Linked DNA regions of Homo sapiens: region 2 is linked to region 1. Evidence: chromatin contacts called from ENCODE Hi-C or POLR2A ChIA-PET data. All regions are on one chromosome and are shown on one strand. Each heading gives the region's core, a stretch centred on a gene start or an enhancer-like site at or near the end of the contact. The rest is flanking DNA. Distances are from core to core; before and after follow the strand shown. Region 1 holds the start of ZNF282 (zinc finger protein 282). Region 2 holds the start of ATP6V0E2-AS1 (ATP6V0E2 antisense RNA 1).

Evidence for each region. Hi-C counts contacts between places; a loop is a spot of excess contacts on that map. ChIA-PET counts read pairs that join two places held with the same protein, here RNA polymerase II (POLR2A). Pooled maps may share reads with other maps.
Region 2: a loop to region 1 is called in a pooled map, with 6 times the contacts of the local background. The contact joins the promoter of ATP6V0E2-AS1 here to the promoter of ZNF282 in region 1. A Hi-C loop is called at or near these places in 5 of 50 pooled maps. POLR2A ChIA-PET finds 5 or more read pairs at or near these places in 2 of 52 experiments (OCI-LY7 and activated CD4-positive, alpha-beta T cell).

The regions. Positions count from the first base shown.
Region 1 is chr7:149,192,001-149,199,895 of GRCh38, forward strand. ZNF282 (zinc finger protein 282) reads left to right here and starts at 3,546. Exons shown (of 8, transcript NM_003575.4): 1 at 3,546-3,754; 2 at 6,333-6,752. The coding sequence starts at 3,590. RefSeq lists silencers at 3,214-3,503, 3,322-3,643, 3,764-4,123 and an enhancer at 4,564-4,613.
Region 2 is chr7:149,868,593-149,876,487 of GRCh38, forward strand. ATP6V0E2-AS1 (ATP6V0E2 antisense RNA 1) reads right to left here and starts at 5,270. Exons shown (of 4, transcript NR_027040.1): 1 at 4,632-5,270; 2 at 3,050-3,204; 3 at 1,650-1,759; 4 at 1-1,266. It overlaps ATP6V0E2 (ATPase H+ transporting V0 subunit e2), which reads left to right and starts at 5,377. Exons shown (of 4, transcript NM_145230.4): 1 at 5,377-5,577; 2 at 7,006-7,053. The coding sequence starts at 5,474. RefSeq lists silencers at 4,904-5,113, 5,144-5,223, 5,634-5,813 and enhancers at 5,176-6,144, 5,474-5,613.

The DNA.
Region 1 (7,895 bases), core at 2,296-4,795:
TGTTTTCCTTCTGGGAAGTTCTCCTTAATCACTCCCTTCACTACCTTCCTGCTGGTATCCACTACGGCCTTTTATGGCCTGTGGTTGCTAGGCTTGGTGGTTATAAAATAATGTTAGTGGCCAGGTGCGGTGGCTCATGCTTGTAATCCCAGCACTTGGGGAGGCCAAGGCGGGTGGATCATGTGAGGTCAAGAGTTTGAGACCAGCCTGGCCAACATGGTGAAACCCCACCTCTACTAAAAATACAAAAATTAGCTGGGCATGGTGGCAAGCGCCTGTAATCCCAGCTACTCGGGAGGCTGAGGCAGGAGAATTGTTTGAACTTGGGAGACGGAGGTTGCAGTGAGCCGAGATTGAGCCACTGCATTCCATCCTGGGTGACAGAGTGAGACTCTGTCTCAAAAATAAATAAAATAAAATATTGCAAGTACAATGAAGCCTGTGCATTTAAATTGTTTGAGTTGAGTAGCTTTGCTCATATATCTCTTTTTTTTTTTTTTTGAGACCGAGTCTTGCTCTGTCGCCAGGCTGGAGTACAGTGGAAGGATCTCGGTTCACTGCAACTTCCACCTCCTGGGCTCAAGCGACTCTTCTGCCTCAGCCTCCAGAGTAGCTGGGACTACAGGCGCACACCACCATGCCTGGCTAAGTTTTGTATTTTTAGTAGAGATGGGGTTTCACCATATTGGCCAGGCTGGTCTCAAACTCTTGACCTCATGATTTGCCCGCCTCGGCTTCCCAAAGTACTGGGATCATCTTAACAATGAATGGGACCTCTAGCTCTGAGCAACTACTCTGGTCACAAAGGGTGATAGTGTTGATGGCTGCATGAAAATCCACCCGCTGTGAAGGAGAAATGTGAAGTAGACACACTACAGCGATGTCTTACTATGTAACAAAGGACATCGTTATAACTAGTTAAGTGCTTAGGAAGGGAAGTCATTTTAAAGGCTTTATACAGAAAAGATAGCATAAATGTTTGGGACTAACCTAGTCCTTCCTTTATCACCTCTAGGAAAGAGAAAAGATAGTTGATAATCTACAGTGCAGAAGACGTGTTCTGAAATGTGGCTCGCTGGTGGAAATGAATTTGCCTAGAGCTTTTCAGACTTAACTTGCCTGGTTCCTCTAATAAAAGTGGACGTGATGTTTACAATCAGGGCCAGGAAGCAGGGAAGGAAATCACTGACTTCTGGGAGCATGGACTTTACTGGCCTATAAGCTCCTTGAGGATAATCTTAAGTCTGTGAATACTCATTTCTGTATCCTAGAAGTGTGCCTAGCAGAGAAAGTACTTGGTAACTGTTCTTCTGAATATGGCCTTCTAAGCACATGTCTCACGTAGGCCAATAATGTCCTTTATTTTATGAAGTGCAGTGGAACTTAAAGGTACTAGCAGGTCTGCTTCCACACAAGGTGATGAGCCTCAGAGATCTCTTCCTTAACAAGACAGGGACTGGTCCTTTAGGAAAACAAAGTAAATACTATTTTGAGAATAATTACAAAAACACCTTTTGGGGGTAACTATCTTTGCAGAATGCTCGCTATGTGCCAGGCACAATTCTCATTTAATTTTACAACATTAAAATAGAGTTGCCATTATTTTCTTCATTTATATATGAAGAGAATGAGGCTCAGAGAAGTTAAATAAGTTGCTCAAAGTCATAGCTAGTGAGTGGTGATTTTGGGATTTAAACTCAGGTGTATGCAACTGCAAAGCTCACCCTCTTCCTAAACAGTACCTGGCACACAGTAGGTGTTCAATAAATACATTTGGAATGACTGAATTTTCCCCTCCTCCATCTTCATCAGCTTATACTGGCCTCTCCCTGGCTCCTCCTCTGACCTGGCCTGATGTTTCAAAGTGACACTGACCTGCCTTTAAAGGGTTTTATTTGTAGAGAAGGGATCTCGCTGTGTCACCCAGGCTGGTCTTGAACTCCTGGCCTCAGCCTTGGCCTCCAAAGTGTTGGGATTACAGGTGTGAGCCACCATGACTGCCCGATTTAAAGGTTTATTTATTTATTTATTTGACACAGGATCTTTGCTATGCCGCCCAAGCTGGAGCACAACGGCACAATCACAGCTCACTGCAACCTCCAACTCCTGAGTTCAAGCAATCCTACAGCCTTAGCCTCCTGAGTAACTAGGAGTACAGGCATTAGCCATCATGCCCGGGTAATTTTTATTTTTTATTTTATTATTATTATTATTATTTTTTTTTGAGACGGAGTCTTGCTCTGTTGCCCAGGCTAGAGTGCAGTGGCGCGATCTCGGCTCACTGCAAGCTCCGCCTCCCGGGTTCACGCCATTCTCCTGCCTCAGCCTCCCGAGTAGCTGGGACTACAGGCGCCGCCACCACACCCGGCTAATTTTTTTGTATTTTTAGTAGAGACGGGGTTTCACCGTGTTAGCCAGGATGGTCTCGATCTCCTGACCTCGTGATCCGCCCGTCTTGGCCTCCCAAAGTGCTGGGATTACAGGCGTGAGCCACGGCGCCCGGCCTTATTATTATTTTTTGAGATGGAGTCTCGCTCTGTTGCCCAGGCTGGAGCGCACTGGCGCGATCTTGGCTCACTGCAACCTCCGCTTCGGAGGTTGAAGCGATTCTCCTGCCTCAGCCTCCCGAGTAGCTAGGATTATAGGCCCACGCCACCACGCCCGGCTAATCTTTTTGTATTTTTAGTAGAGACGGGGTTTCACCATGTTGGCCAGGCTGGTCTCGAACTCCTGACCTCAGGTGATCCGCCTGCCTCAGCCTCCCAATGTGCTGGGATTACAGATGTGAGCCACCGCGCTCGGCTAATTTTTATTTTTTATAGGGATGGGGTGTCAATATGTTGCTCAGTCTGGTCTCGAACTCCTGGGCTCAAGTCGTTCTCCTGCTTCAGCCTCTCAGAGTGCTGAGATTACAGGTGTGAGGCACCACGCCCAACCCAATTTCAAGGTGTTTGAAGAGGCCACTGTTAAAATGCACTGCACCTTACCTGGGAGAAAGAGCTCAGCCCTCTTTTGACACCTTAACATGAATCACTTCTCTATCATCCATAACAGTGCAAAAGCTCTGGGATGGGTCCAGGTAAATCTGGATTGGGAAGAAGGGGAGTGGGAGGTAAAGTCTGCAAAGGAGTGAGGGAAGGCAGAAGGCCAGAAGAAAGTGTCTGAAGACAGAATTACTCCTGCAAAATTTTCACAAGGGTCAGGCACTATTTTCTCCCGGGATGCCCAATACATTTGCAGAATTAACAGTAATCAAGCCCACAGTCCAGGTCCTCGCATAGTTTGGGCCTTTAAAGTCGGCCATCCCAGATTGAGGGGGCCTGACCCCTGGGCGAGGCCGCCGCCTCTCAGTTTTGGGGCGGTGGCGACCCCAGTCCGGGAGTGGCCCCGGTAGGTCCCCGCAGGCGGGCAGGAGCTCCGAGGCCATTGGCTGGCGCGCGGGCTGCCAAGGGGCGGGGAGCGCCGCCGAAGGGGACTGTTTGCTCCTACGGGCTGTAGATGGAGCTGTCCGGCCCCGGAGAGGGGGAAGGCGCCTGGAAAACGTTCTTCTTCTCCCTGGCCGACCCGAGCGGGGAACAGCACTCCCAGGATGCAGTTTGTGTCAACACGGCCGCAGCCTCAGCAGCTGGGCATCCAGGGCCTGGGGCTGGACAGCGGGAGCTGGAGCTGGGCCCAGGCTCTGCCCCCGGAGGAGGTCTGCCACCAGGAGCCGGCGCTGCGCGGGGAAATGGCCGAGGGAATGCCGCCCATGCAGGTGGGAGAACCCCGCCGGCGCCATGGCCGCGCTGCCGTGGGGGCGGGGCGCGGGCTGGGCCGCGGGACCGGGCCGCGCCGTCCTCCGGTAGCCTTGCGGCGCCCTCCCAGCTTCCGCGCCCAGGCGAGGCCCGAGGCGGGCGGGGCACGGCCGGGCTGCGCGGCGGGCAGGACGGAGCGGGCCCGACGCAGGCCCGGAAGGGCAGGCCTGGCCCGCGCGGCGCGGAGCAGCGGTCGCCGGGCCCAAGTGCGGAGGCCCCGCGGGGCGGGGGCCGGGACCGTCCTTTCCGGGACCTGGCAGAGCTCTGACCCTGTGGCTGAGCCCCGGCTTGGGGCTCCCTTTGCGCCCGGCCGGCGGAGAGCTTCGCGGGCAGTGCTTCCGCCCGGCCGCAGAAGTGAATGCCTCGTTCGTGTTTACACGGTGGCCAATTTGACGGGGATATTTTTTAAATGTTTGATTACCACCTTTCACCAAGTGTAATGAGTAATTCACTCTCCCCCTGCACCGGGTGTGATCCAGGGAGGGGGCCATGGAGAGATGACTTCGGGGTCTTTCCTGCGGTTGACAAACTTGGCCGCATGTTGGAATGGCCTGGGCAGCTTTTAAGACTCCTGAGCCCTTGCCTGGTCCCAGAGCTCAGGGTCTCTGACGGGTGAGAGTAGCACCAGGCATTTCTTCAGGCTCCATCGATGATCTCCGTGGGCAGAACCGGTGCTCCAGAATTGGGTATAAAACCAGGGGAGGTGGATCCTCAGAGAGGCCTGAAAGCTTGCCCAGGGAAGACTCTCTGGGCCCACCCTGGGGCTGGGCTGCTCAGGGGCCCCTCTGCTCACCACGCGGCTCTCAGCCAGGTGCTAACGAGGGAGCCAGGGGCTGCTGTGTTGTGTTTGATCATTTTCAGGGTTAGGGCTTCAAACCCGAGAAAACTAAACTGGGCCCCGGGACTTTCTTAACTTCTACTGTGGACTCTGTCCCCTTCTGTGGGCTAGGGCGGAGTGGAGCCTCTGTGATGGAGGAATGGGTGCTTTTGATGGAAACACCAGCACCTCTTACTGGTATTACAGGGCCTGGCGATCCTAGGGCCCTGCTCTCCACTCTGCTGTGTCCCGGAGCAGGTCTGCCCCGGAGCAGGGCTGCTCTTGAGTCAGAGAGTGGGGCTGGTCTGCCCAGATCGCCCCAAGCAGCAGGCCTCCCCTTTTCCTAGCCTGAGGGCCTTTTCTGCAGCCATCGGGAGGACAGAAAATGACACCTCTTCCTGTCCCAGGTGTGAAGGAGAGTCGGCTGCCAGCCCATGTGGTCCAGTGAGCCCTGAGTCTGACACCAGGTCCCAGATGACCAGTGAACTGTCACCAGCCTCAACCAGCCCCCCTTAGCCATAGGTCTCAGCTCTCAATTGCACCAATTAGTTTACCCTTCTGGGGTGAGGGCTCTGTGCTGGAAGATAAAAGGGGGAGTCCCCAGGCCATGGGGCACCCCTTCCCCAGGAAGCAAGGAGGGGTCCCAGAGGAGTTTTTCTTTCTCTTGGTCCTCTTGGGTGTGAGGGACATCCCCTCTTCACCTCTAATGAGTGACCTTTTTTAGTGAACCTATTTTCAATTTGGAAAATGTTTATGAAACAGTAGTTGTATATGGGGGGAAGCTGCTTTTCTGCCCTAGCTTGGGCTCTCCGGTCTTTTCCTTGACTGCAGCCCTGGTAGGAATGTGGTGGGTTTTTTTGTTGTTTATTTGTTTGTTCCGAGACGGAGTCTTGCTCTGTTGCCCAGGCTGGAGTGCAGTGGCACCATCTCGGCTCACTGCAACCTCCGCTTCCCAGGTTCAAGCGATTCTCCTGCCTCAGCCTCCCAAGTAGCTGGGATTACAGGAGCCCACCACCACACCCGGCTAATTTTTGTGTTTTTAGTAGAGACAGGGTTTCGCCATGTTGGCCAGGCTGGTCTTGAACTCCTGACCTCAAGTGAGCTGCCTGCCTTGGCCTCCCAAAGTGCTGGGAAGGTGTGAGCCACTGCACCTGGCCAGGAATGTGTTTTTTGTTACCTGCAGCATCTAGAGCTGCCCCAGCTGGCAGTGCAGGGAGGCGCTGCGGAGTGACCAGCTGCCTCCCTGTGCTTCAGTTTCATCATCTTTAAGGCAGAGATCATCATTCTTGCCCTAACCTGCTGAGAGATTGCTGGGAAGATTAGCGTCAGCTAACTTACATCAAAGTTCTTGGAAACATAAAACACTAGGCAAATACAAAGTTCGTCATTAAGGCTAGCCCTTGAAGAAATCAGTTGGTCTATTCAAAGAAAGTGGCCTGTGACATTTTAGGCAGGGGTTGCAGCCTTAACTTGCTAAGGGTCAATGTGGGTGAACCAGTGACCAGCCTGACTCACCTAGGCAGGAGATGGGAGAGTGTTGAGTTGGGTGGGTGGGTGAGTGGGTAGCTGTTGCTGGGGGTGTTAGTGTATCCTGAGTTACGGGGGCCTGGCAGAAGAAAGACGACATGTAGCATCTGATTAGTTGACCCCTGTTCCCAGCTGACTTCCCCGGCTCACACAAGGTCTCATCCTGGGTTGTCGCTTTCTCCCTCTGCATACAGGCTCAAGAATGGGACATGGACGCCCGGCGGCCAATGCCTTTTCAGTTCCCACCCTTTCCAGATAGGGCACCTGTCTTCCCCGACCGCATGATGCGAGAGCCCCAGTTGCCCACAGCAGAGATCTCACTCTGGACTGTGGTGGCTGCCATTCAGGCTGTGGAGAGGAAGGTGGATGCCCAGGCCAGCCAGCTGCTGAACCTGGAGGGGCGCACGGGGACAGCCGAGAAGAAGCTGGCCGACTGTGAAAAGACGGCCGTGGAATTTGGGAACCACATGGAGAGCAAGTGGGCCGTGCTGGGGACCCTGCTGCAGGAGTACGGGCTGCTGCAGAGGCGGCTGGAGAACTTGGAGAACTTGCTGCGCAACAGGAACTTCTGGGTCCTGCGGCTGCCCCCGGGCAGCAAGGGGGAGGCCCCCAAGGTATGTGGTGGTCCCTGGGGCAGGGATAGAGGTGAGGAACAGCACAGGTGCATAAAATTCTTGATTTCATTTTGTCAGCCCTTCTCATAAACTTCTCTGGCTCCCCGTTATCCAATTTCAGTGTCTTCTTAAAGCCTGTCTCCACTGAAACAACCTGGTCTTGGACGTTCTACCCCAGCAAGGCTCACTCCATTCATTCCCCACAGTCTGCATTTCTGTCTGGGAGCCTTTGCTCTCGCTGTTCCTAGACCCCTCTGAGTTGTCTGGTTGTCTGCAAGTTCTTGCAGCTCTTCACTCCTTGGTTTTCCCACTTGACACCTACCAGCGATCATGTGTCATTGGCTGTCTTGGTATATGCTCACCGGAATGTGGCTGGAGTCGCACCTCAAACCAGGCTGCCTGGAGTTGCTTTCAAGTCGTAGTCACTTATCTCAGGGGGGCCCTTCTTAAAGTTCAGAATGCACACTCCGTATCTTACTCCGTTCCCTCTCCTGCTTTCCTCCCGGATCCTCAATGCTGCTTTTCAGTTCACTGAGAGAACGGAGTCACCCAGAAGAGGCGTCCACATGCAGCCAGCTTGTTCTTCCATCTGCTGCTCGGTGGCCACAGACTCTGCTTTCCCTTGTTCCTGTGGCTTGATGTCCCCTGCCCACCCCAGGAGGTCACCCCCAGCGTCTCTCTCCTTTCTCCTCTGAGTCATCAGCTCTCCCCCCTCTGCTGGGCTATTCCCACCAGCATGTGACTGTTCTGTCCTGCTGTCCGTCTTTAACAGAAAACCTCCCTGGGCCCTGCATCTACCTGCATTGGTGCCTCATTTCTCCACTCCTCTTTAGAGCAGAACCCCTTGAAAGAGTTGTCTATACTTGTTGTCTCCAATTCTTTCTTCCCCATTTTCTCTCCTTCCCTCCCTTTTCCCCTTCTCTTTATTATAGAATATTCAAATAAAAATAGACAGAATAGTATAATGGGTCCCCATGTATCCAAATTCCAGCTGCATTAGCTGCTAACTCTTGGCCAGTCTTGTTTCACCTAAATCCCTGCCCACTTCCCCACTCCCATTTTATTTTGAAGCAAACCCCAGACATTAGTCATTTCCTTTGCAAATATGTCAGTATTAGCTCAAAAGGTAAAGACTCTTTTTTT
Region 2 (7,895 bases), core at 4,020-6,519, 680 kb after region 1:
GATGCTGCCTCTGACTGCAGCTCCTGCCACACTGGCACCTGTGTGGCCGCTGCTCCCCTCTGCACCTGGGAATAGCTGCCCAGAGACTTCCTGTTTTGAACCTTTTGCCTTGCTCAGGCAGCCAGCAAGGGCCCTGGCACTCACAACAGAAGGGCCCTGCAGTGCTGCGGCTCTGCTGGCGGGCCAGGACAAGCTGTGGGGCGCAGACACACTGGGCACACTCCAGACAGGCACAGGGCCTCTGGGCAGTGAGTTTGCAAGTGTTTTGTGGTCCTGGATCATGCACAGGCTTCTTGGCAGCCAGGAGAGGCTGTCTCTGCATTTAGTGTGCACACCTGAAAGAGCGGCCCCTCACCCACTAGGCAGTGTCCTCCCACATCCCCAGGAGGGTCTTCCTGTGCCATCTGAGGTCCACTTAGTGGAAAGCCTTTGCCACACCAGGACACTTTCAGGACTACTCCCCCACGTGGCTGTGCTCATGGTGGCCAGGGCTATATGGCTCTTGAAGCTCTCCACACACTTGGCACAGATGGATGGCTTTTCCAGTGGAATCAAAAGGACTCAGGCATTCTGAGGCCAGTCTGGCCTTGGGGTTTTTCAGCTTCCCAGAAGCCTGCAGAATCGTTCTGGGGGGTTCCCAGTTGCCTCCAGAATCATCTTCAGTCTTGTTTCTGACTGTGTTACCAAATACTGTGGAAGAAACTCAGATGTTAGCCTAGTGATGGGGACACACTTCTTTTGTTCAGTGTGACCTGCTCAGCCTCTAGCCCCCAGCCCCAGCGAGATGACGGATAAGGCAGCGTCCTGTGGATGCCAGAGCCGGGGCCAAGTGTGGGTCAGCATCCCAGCTCAGAGGAGCGGCCCAGTTTGTCTGAGAACACTGAAGTCCCAGAGCCCTGGGGAGGGGCTTCTGACCAGCACTCCTCCTGCTCTCATTCCAACACACACAAAGGGAATGTCCTGGTCCAGGGAGCCAGGGCTCTCTTGCTGCCATGTGAATAATTCCCTGTAGCAGCCACTGCTAGACAGCAAGCTTGGGAAGCCTTCTTATGCAGAAATCAAAGTCATTTTTATAAAAAGTGTCACAGAGTCCCTTATGAAGACAGCTGGACAGAGCAGGAGCCGACCCTTCCCTGACTGCCCAGTTCAGTGAGCCCGGTAAAATATCTGCCGTCAGCAGCCTGCCATGAGGTGCAGTGAGGACCTTCTACTTCATCCCTCCAAGCTGAGTCGTATCATAAAATGCATACTTTATGTTCCTTCTGCCTGTAGAGAATCAGAAAGCACATGATGGAGGTTTCAGAAAAGGGCTTGTGAGATCGAGCATGTCAGAGCTGAAGATCTGTGTCTGTGAGACATGTCCTCCTGAAAGAGCACACATGAGCTGACATAGCCACGGCGCCGGATTGCCCTCACCCTGATTGTCCCATCAGTGTAGCTTGTCTCAAGAGGTTTACACTGTGGCTGTGTTTCTCACAGGTTACCCAAACTCCTATCATAAAGGCAGGAAACAGAAGTAAAAAACCTGAATCCAAACCACAGGAAGTGCTGCGGAGATACTGATTCGTGGGTTGATCAGAGCCCAGGAGGCACTAAAGGCTCAATGAACATGGTGATCTTTGTGCAAGAGATGTTCCATCAAGGCTTACCTGGCTGGGTGGTAGCTTTTTGGCCTCTGTTGGGGGCTGGGAATCCTTCACCCAAAGCTCATGTTCCCTTTCAAGTCTACAAGTGATCTCTGGTTTGGCAGCAGCATGCACTGTAGGGAGAAAGACAGCCCAGTGCCCCTCAACCCACACTGAGCGCACATAGACCCGTGTCAGTCCTGAAGCCTGACTTGCACCACCCATTTAATGCCCTGGGCTCACCCTATCAATTTGGGACAGCGGGGGTAGGTTGTAAACCTAAGAGAGCTCCAGAAGTAGGCAGGGCCTGGCATACAGGTAGGGATGTTTATTTCAGGGCAACTTCAGGAGTGCCAAGGGCTGATAAAACAGTGCAATTGTCATAATATGTTTTCCCACTGCCAGGGCCCTTGAAGGAGAAACAGGCTCAACTAGTCACAGAGACAACCATGCTCTGGGTCTAGTTCTCCCTGACCCCACAGGCCAGGAGTGCCCCTATTAGATGGCAAGCAAGCAAGGGGCCAAGGTCCTCACCCAGCAAGACTCCCAGCTCCTAATTCCTTCTTATCACATCCTGGTATAATTCCTTCTACTCATGGCCACCAGAACAATGGGTGGAAGGTAGGTGGTTACATCATTAAATGTCACAGGCCTTATTTGCAAAGACAGAGACATCTGGAGCTGTTGTTCTCACCTCCGACACGTGCCCCGTCTGCAGAGAGCATTAGGATGCATCTGTGGCTCTGAGGTGTGATTTCCTAGGGCCTTCAAGTGTCCTGGGGCTCCTGTTCATTTGCACTGGGGGACACTCAGGGAAGTTTTAAAGAGCCTCTTTCAGTGGCTCCTTCTCCTTCTACCCTTTCTAGGAATTCATCAGCCCCATGAAAAGATGAACGATAGAGATGTCACCAACATCAGGACCCCACTCCCTGGGAGATGTCATGGAAACTTGTCAATCACACCCAAAGCACTCACTGAGGAGCCATGGCAGAGCAGTCGGTGGCGCCAATACCAACCAGAAGCCGCCAGGGCAGAGGGGAACCGTGAAGCCAGTGGAATGCACAGCTCCACCTCAGGGGACCGGGGTAGGCGGGGCTGTGTCTGGTAACATGCCCTTTGCCTCACATTAGTGCCTCTGAAAATAGTGTCCTCAGCCTGGGCACAAACCCTAGGGGTGAGCTGGGAGTGTGGAGGAGACGCTGGATTAGGGAGAAGTCTCGGCCATGTGTTCTGGCTCTTTTACTGATGAGCTGTGTGGGCCTAGGCAAGTTACTTCACTTCTCTGGGCCTCAGTTTTATCACCTGTAAAGTGATAGGATTGCCTTAGCCTCTAAGATCCCTTTCAGCTAAAAACAAAGTTCTAGAAAATAAATATGTGGTACTGTGGAACTCTGGGGAGCTGTTTGATCAGGTGAACAGTTTACCCATGGAAATGGGGCTCCAGCACAAAGCTGCTCACATCTTCCAGTCACGCTCCAGGGAACAGCCAGGGCTTGTGGGCCCAGATGAGGCTTTAGTGGTTGGAGAAGGAGCCAGTTCCTGGTTTTAATCCCTTCATGGACCTCAGACCATCACAAAGCTGCCAAACAAATGACACAGGCAATCACATGCAAATTAGGACAGAAATGAAACATCAAAGACATTAAAGGAAAAGAGTAAGAGCTGCAGGCTGCTAATATGAGTGGCTGCTCAGACTCAGCAATGTTTTTGGTTCTGGCCAAAGCCAAGACAAAGGAGCAGAGGCAAAGAAGGAAATACATTTCACTTTACAGCTGTCATTTTCTACAGAGGATTTTTTTTTTTCCAGAACAAAATTCAAAAAGTCCGTCTTTTTTGAGCTATAGAACTTTCGTGGTGATTTTTTTTTTTTTTTTTTTTTTGAGACGGAGTCTCACTCTGTCCCCCAGGCTGGAGTGCAGGGGCACAATCTCGGCTCACTGCAAGTGCAAGCTCTGCCTCCCGGGTTCACGCCATTCTCCTTTCAGCCTCCAAAGTAGCTAGGACTACAGGTGCCCGCCACCATGCCCAGCTAATTTTTTTATATTTTTAGTAGAGACGGGGTTTCACCGTGTTAGCCAGGATGGTCTCGATCTCCTGACCTCGTGATCCGCCCGCCTCTGCCTCCCATAGTGCTGGGATTACAGGTGTGAGCCACTGCGCTCAGCCCTCGTGGTGATTTTTTGAAGGCCTGTATGGACATACTCTTAACTCTATCTCCTGGATGCCAAGTGCACCCTTATCCTAGGCCAGTGTTCTCAACAATGTACACACTCTGGATGAGAAAAATAACCATTGTTTACAATCCAGCTAAAATCTCACCTCCTCCAGGGAGTCTTCCTGGATTTCTCCACCCTCTGAATTCTCATAATGGGCATTTGGCTACTTTGATCACAGGGCTCTTAGAACTGCGCTGTCCAGCATTATGATTTTACCAGAATATATCACTCCTCAACTACTTTAGAAACCCCTCGAAGGCTAGGATGGTATTTTATACCTAACAGTTTGGTGTCATCCCACGCCCACCTCCAACTTACATGAATGTTGGAAGGATGGATAGGGAGGTTTCAACTAGAGAACGGAGAAGGGCGGATGTAACTGGTTCTTGATTTCAGAAAACAGCCAGGAGCACACATGGCTGACGGGGTCAGTGCAAGGACAGGCACATTTCCCTTCTGCATCACGTGGGGACTGCGCCTCCCTATGTCATGAAGCCAGGGAATATGTGTGGCCGGCCGCTTGGGGTAGCACTTGTTGCTAGAGATACCGCCTGGAGGCCACTGATCTGTAAAAGGGATCTCTACAGAAGATAGGGATTTTTGATCGCCAGAGAAGAAGGGATATGTGAGATCCAAACGCCGAAGGAGGAAAGCAGGCTCCGTGGTCTCTTCCAGCCCTGATGGAAGAAACTACCGAGCCTTATTATACTAGGTGCTTTCCACATGCCTATTCATTTAATCCTCCAGCAACCTTGTAAGAAGGGCCATCCCATTTTATATTTAAACAAACCTTAACTACTGACGCAAGGAGTCAAGGATCTAATCCCAAAGCCTCTGCCTGGTTCGCTGCAGATGGATGTCCGCGAGGACGCCAGCCCTCCGCCTCCCGCCGGGTCCCTGAACGCCGGCCCGGCCGGTCCAACCTCATTCCGCTTCCCGCCATCGAAACGCGAAGCCCCCGCCTTCCCCCAAACGTCTCAGCGCCGCTGGGGCCTTTCTGGCTGCGCCGCCTCCGACCCCAGGCCCCGGTCCGCGCCCGCCGCTCGCTAGTCCTGGGAGTGAGGAGAACGCGTGCTGAGGACCCGGCCAGAGGGACAGCGGGGACCGCCCTCCCGCTGCGTCTCTGAAAGCGAGGCCGTTCCTCCCGCGTCCGACCCCCGCGGGGCCGTCAGGTTCGGGGCGGCCCAGGCTGCGGGTCCGCAGGGCGCTTCGGGCCGAGCCGGCGCGGCGCGTGAAGGGCAGGGGACGCCCCGAAAGACCGCTGGGGTGGGACCCCAAGCTCCAGGGGTCTTTGGAAATAAGAATGCGGCGTGACGTTGGCTGTGCGGGCGCGGGGCTGACGCGGACCCTATAACCCATCGCCGAAACCGGGCGGCCGCGCCCCTATTCCTCGGCATTTCTCTCTGTCCGCGGCCCTGCTCAGCCAATCAGCGAGTGGGCTCCTAGGCAGGTCCTGAGTGACAGCGCGGCGGGCTGGATCAGGAGATGCGCGTGCGCGGCCCGGCCCGGCTGATCGCTTCGGGTGCTCGACTCCTGTTGCGCATGCTCAGCGCGCTGCCCGGCTGGGGACCCGCGCACCTGCAGCGCCCGCTGCTCGGCCCTGCATCCTGCCTGGGCATCCTGCGCCCGGCCATGACGGCGCACTCATTCGCCCTCCCGGTCATCATCTTCACCACGTTCTGGGGCCTCGTCGGCATCGCCGGGCCCTGGTTCGTGCCGAAGGGACCCAACCGCGGGTAAGGAAAGCGCGCAGGCCCTGCAGACCTCTCCACCCCGGCCCCCTGGCCCGGCTCGCCCCTCCGCCCCGGGGCGGCGGCTTCCTGCTCTGCAGCGAGCGTCCGCAGGAGGGACGCCAGGACCCCGGACGCCACCTCTGAGGTCTCTCTGCACCTGGGTCTCTGACAGCCGGGAACAGGCAGGAGGTGGGGCGAGAGGGCATATCCAGAAGGTAAAGAGGAGAGTGACATTGGAGATGTCTGTCACCCCTCCTGCAGCCAGTAAAGGGCACAAGTGGGCACTGACGCAGTTTCTCCACTCCTTGCTAGCTGTGTGACCTAGAGCCAATATCAAGTCTCAGTTTCTTCATGGGTAAAATGGAGATAATGTCGACTCCTGCCTTAAAAGGCTGCTGTGAGGATGACCTGCGGTAACGCATTTAAAACACCTACCAGTGCGTGACACTTTGTAGGTATGGGATAAGTTTAGCTGGCGTTATTTTTCGAAGGTCCTCTAGCAGATTGCTGCGCCATTCACCAGTTTCTGCTTCATATTATCTTCAGTTACAAAGCACCCTTCCCTTGACTGCATGTTCCCAGGGGCTGGAGTTTGTCCAGTTCACCATTGTCTACTCAGTGCCCAGCCAGGACTGGCACAACCTGCTTAGTAATGTTGAAAAAGGGATCGCGTGCTCCTGTGTCCAGCACCAGCTTGCAGTGCTTTAGATCAAAGATCAAGGGCCTCGTTTGGATTAGAGTTAGCTTTGCCCAAAGGCCGTTTGGACATGTGAGTGCTGCCTTTGTTCTTAAAGACAGGCAGGGTTTGGGATCCCACAGCTTCACTTTGTAAACCATTTTCGTGTCTTGCGTCTCCTGCTATTCTTGGTGAGTTCTTGCTTCAGTTTGACTGAAATTTCTTTTGCTGCACTTGAAGCATCTGTCTCTGGTCTTCTCTGAGTACACGCAAAGTGGCTAGTCCCTGTTCTCTTTGTAACAACTCACTGGGCCTCAGAACTGGCTCACAGTCTGCCTGCTTCTTGCCCTGTCTTCTAGCCTATTGTTTTCCTTCCCCTTGCTCCATGAATTTTGAATTCTACAGACCACTCCCTGTTGGGTTGCCACAAATGCAGCTCTGTGCAGTGCCTTTCCACAACACGTCTGCATTAAGATGGAGCAATATTGGGTGGTAGAGAAGGGAAATGAAGGGAAGGATTCTTAAGGCAACTTGGATGTGGTCAAGGTTGGCCTCTCTGTGAGGTGACACTTTCAGTTTTTATTTTCTGCCTTGCTATTCTTACCCTGAGTAGAACTCAGCCTCCTGTGTCCAGGAGGCATCAGGAAGGCCAATGGAAAAGAGCTCACACCAGGAGCTCTTCTTGCTCTGGTCCTGGCCAGGCCTTGTGAGGTGCTGGCTGCATTTGTTCTGACCCGTGTCCTCTTCTGCTGCAGAGTGATCATCACCATGCTGGTCGCCACCGCCGTCTGCTGTTACCTCTTGTAAGTACTACTCTCCCCAGCTCAAAGTCAGCCAGTTCCTTTGTCCTCCCTCCTTTCCTCCTCACCCTAGCCTGCTCTTCCTTCTGTCCTGGTAGTAAATGCCTCTTGAAAGGCTGAACCTATAAAACAACAGGAGTGGAGGTGGTGTGGAATGGGAAAGAGAGCAGTGGGCCAGAAGTCATGAACCCTGGGCTCTGGATCTGGCTCTGCCCCCAGAGTTCTGGCCCCCATGGGCTGTAGTTTTCTCACCTGGGCAAGGAAGGAGGCAGGCCACCTCAGTGCTGTCTGTGCCTGACTGGGTCACCTGGAGTGATTGTTCAAACACAGTTTTCAGGCTGCACCCTACACCCATGAAATTACAACTCTCGAGATCTGCACTTGGGAATTCCTGTTGTTCATGAATGCCCCCAGGTGACTGGAATGCAGCCATCTTAGAACCACTAGGTGAGAGGCCAGACGTGGCGGCTCACGCCTGTAATCCCAGCACTTTGGGAGGCTGAGGTGGGTGGATCACGAGGTCAGGAGTTCGAGACCAGTCTGGCCAACATAGTGAAACTCCGTCTCTACTAAAAATACAAAAATTAGCCAGGCCTGGTGGCGCGTGCCTGTAGTCCCAGCTACTCAGGAGGCTGAGGCAGGAGAATCGCTTGAACCCGGGAGACGGAGGTTGCGGTGAGCCAAGATCTTACCACTGCACTCCAGCCTGGGCAACAGAGTGAGACTCCGACTCTAAAAAAAGAACCACTAGGTGAGAGTAAGTCATCAAACTTGGAATAGGTACCCTGGGGATATAGAAGAACATTCCAAGGGACTTGAATACCTGGAGAGTGTGAGGAAATCAG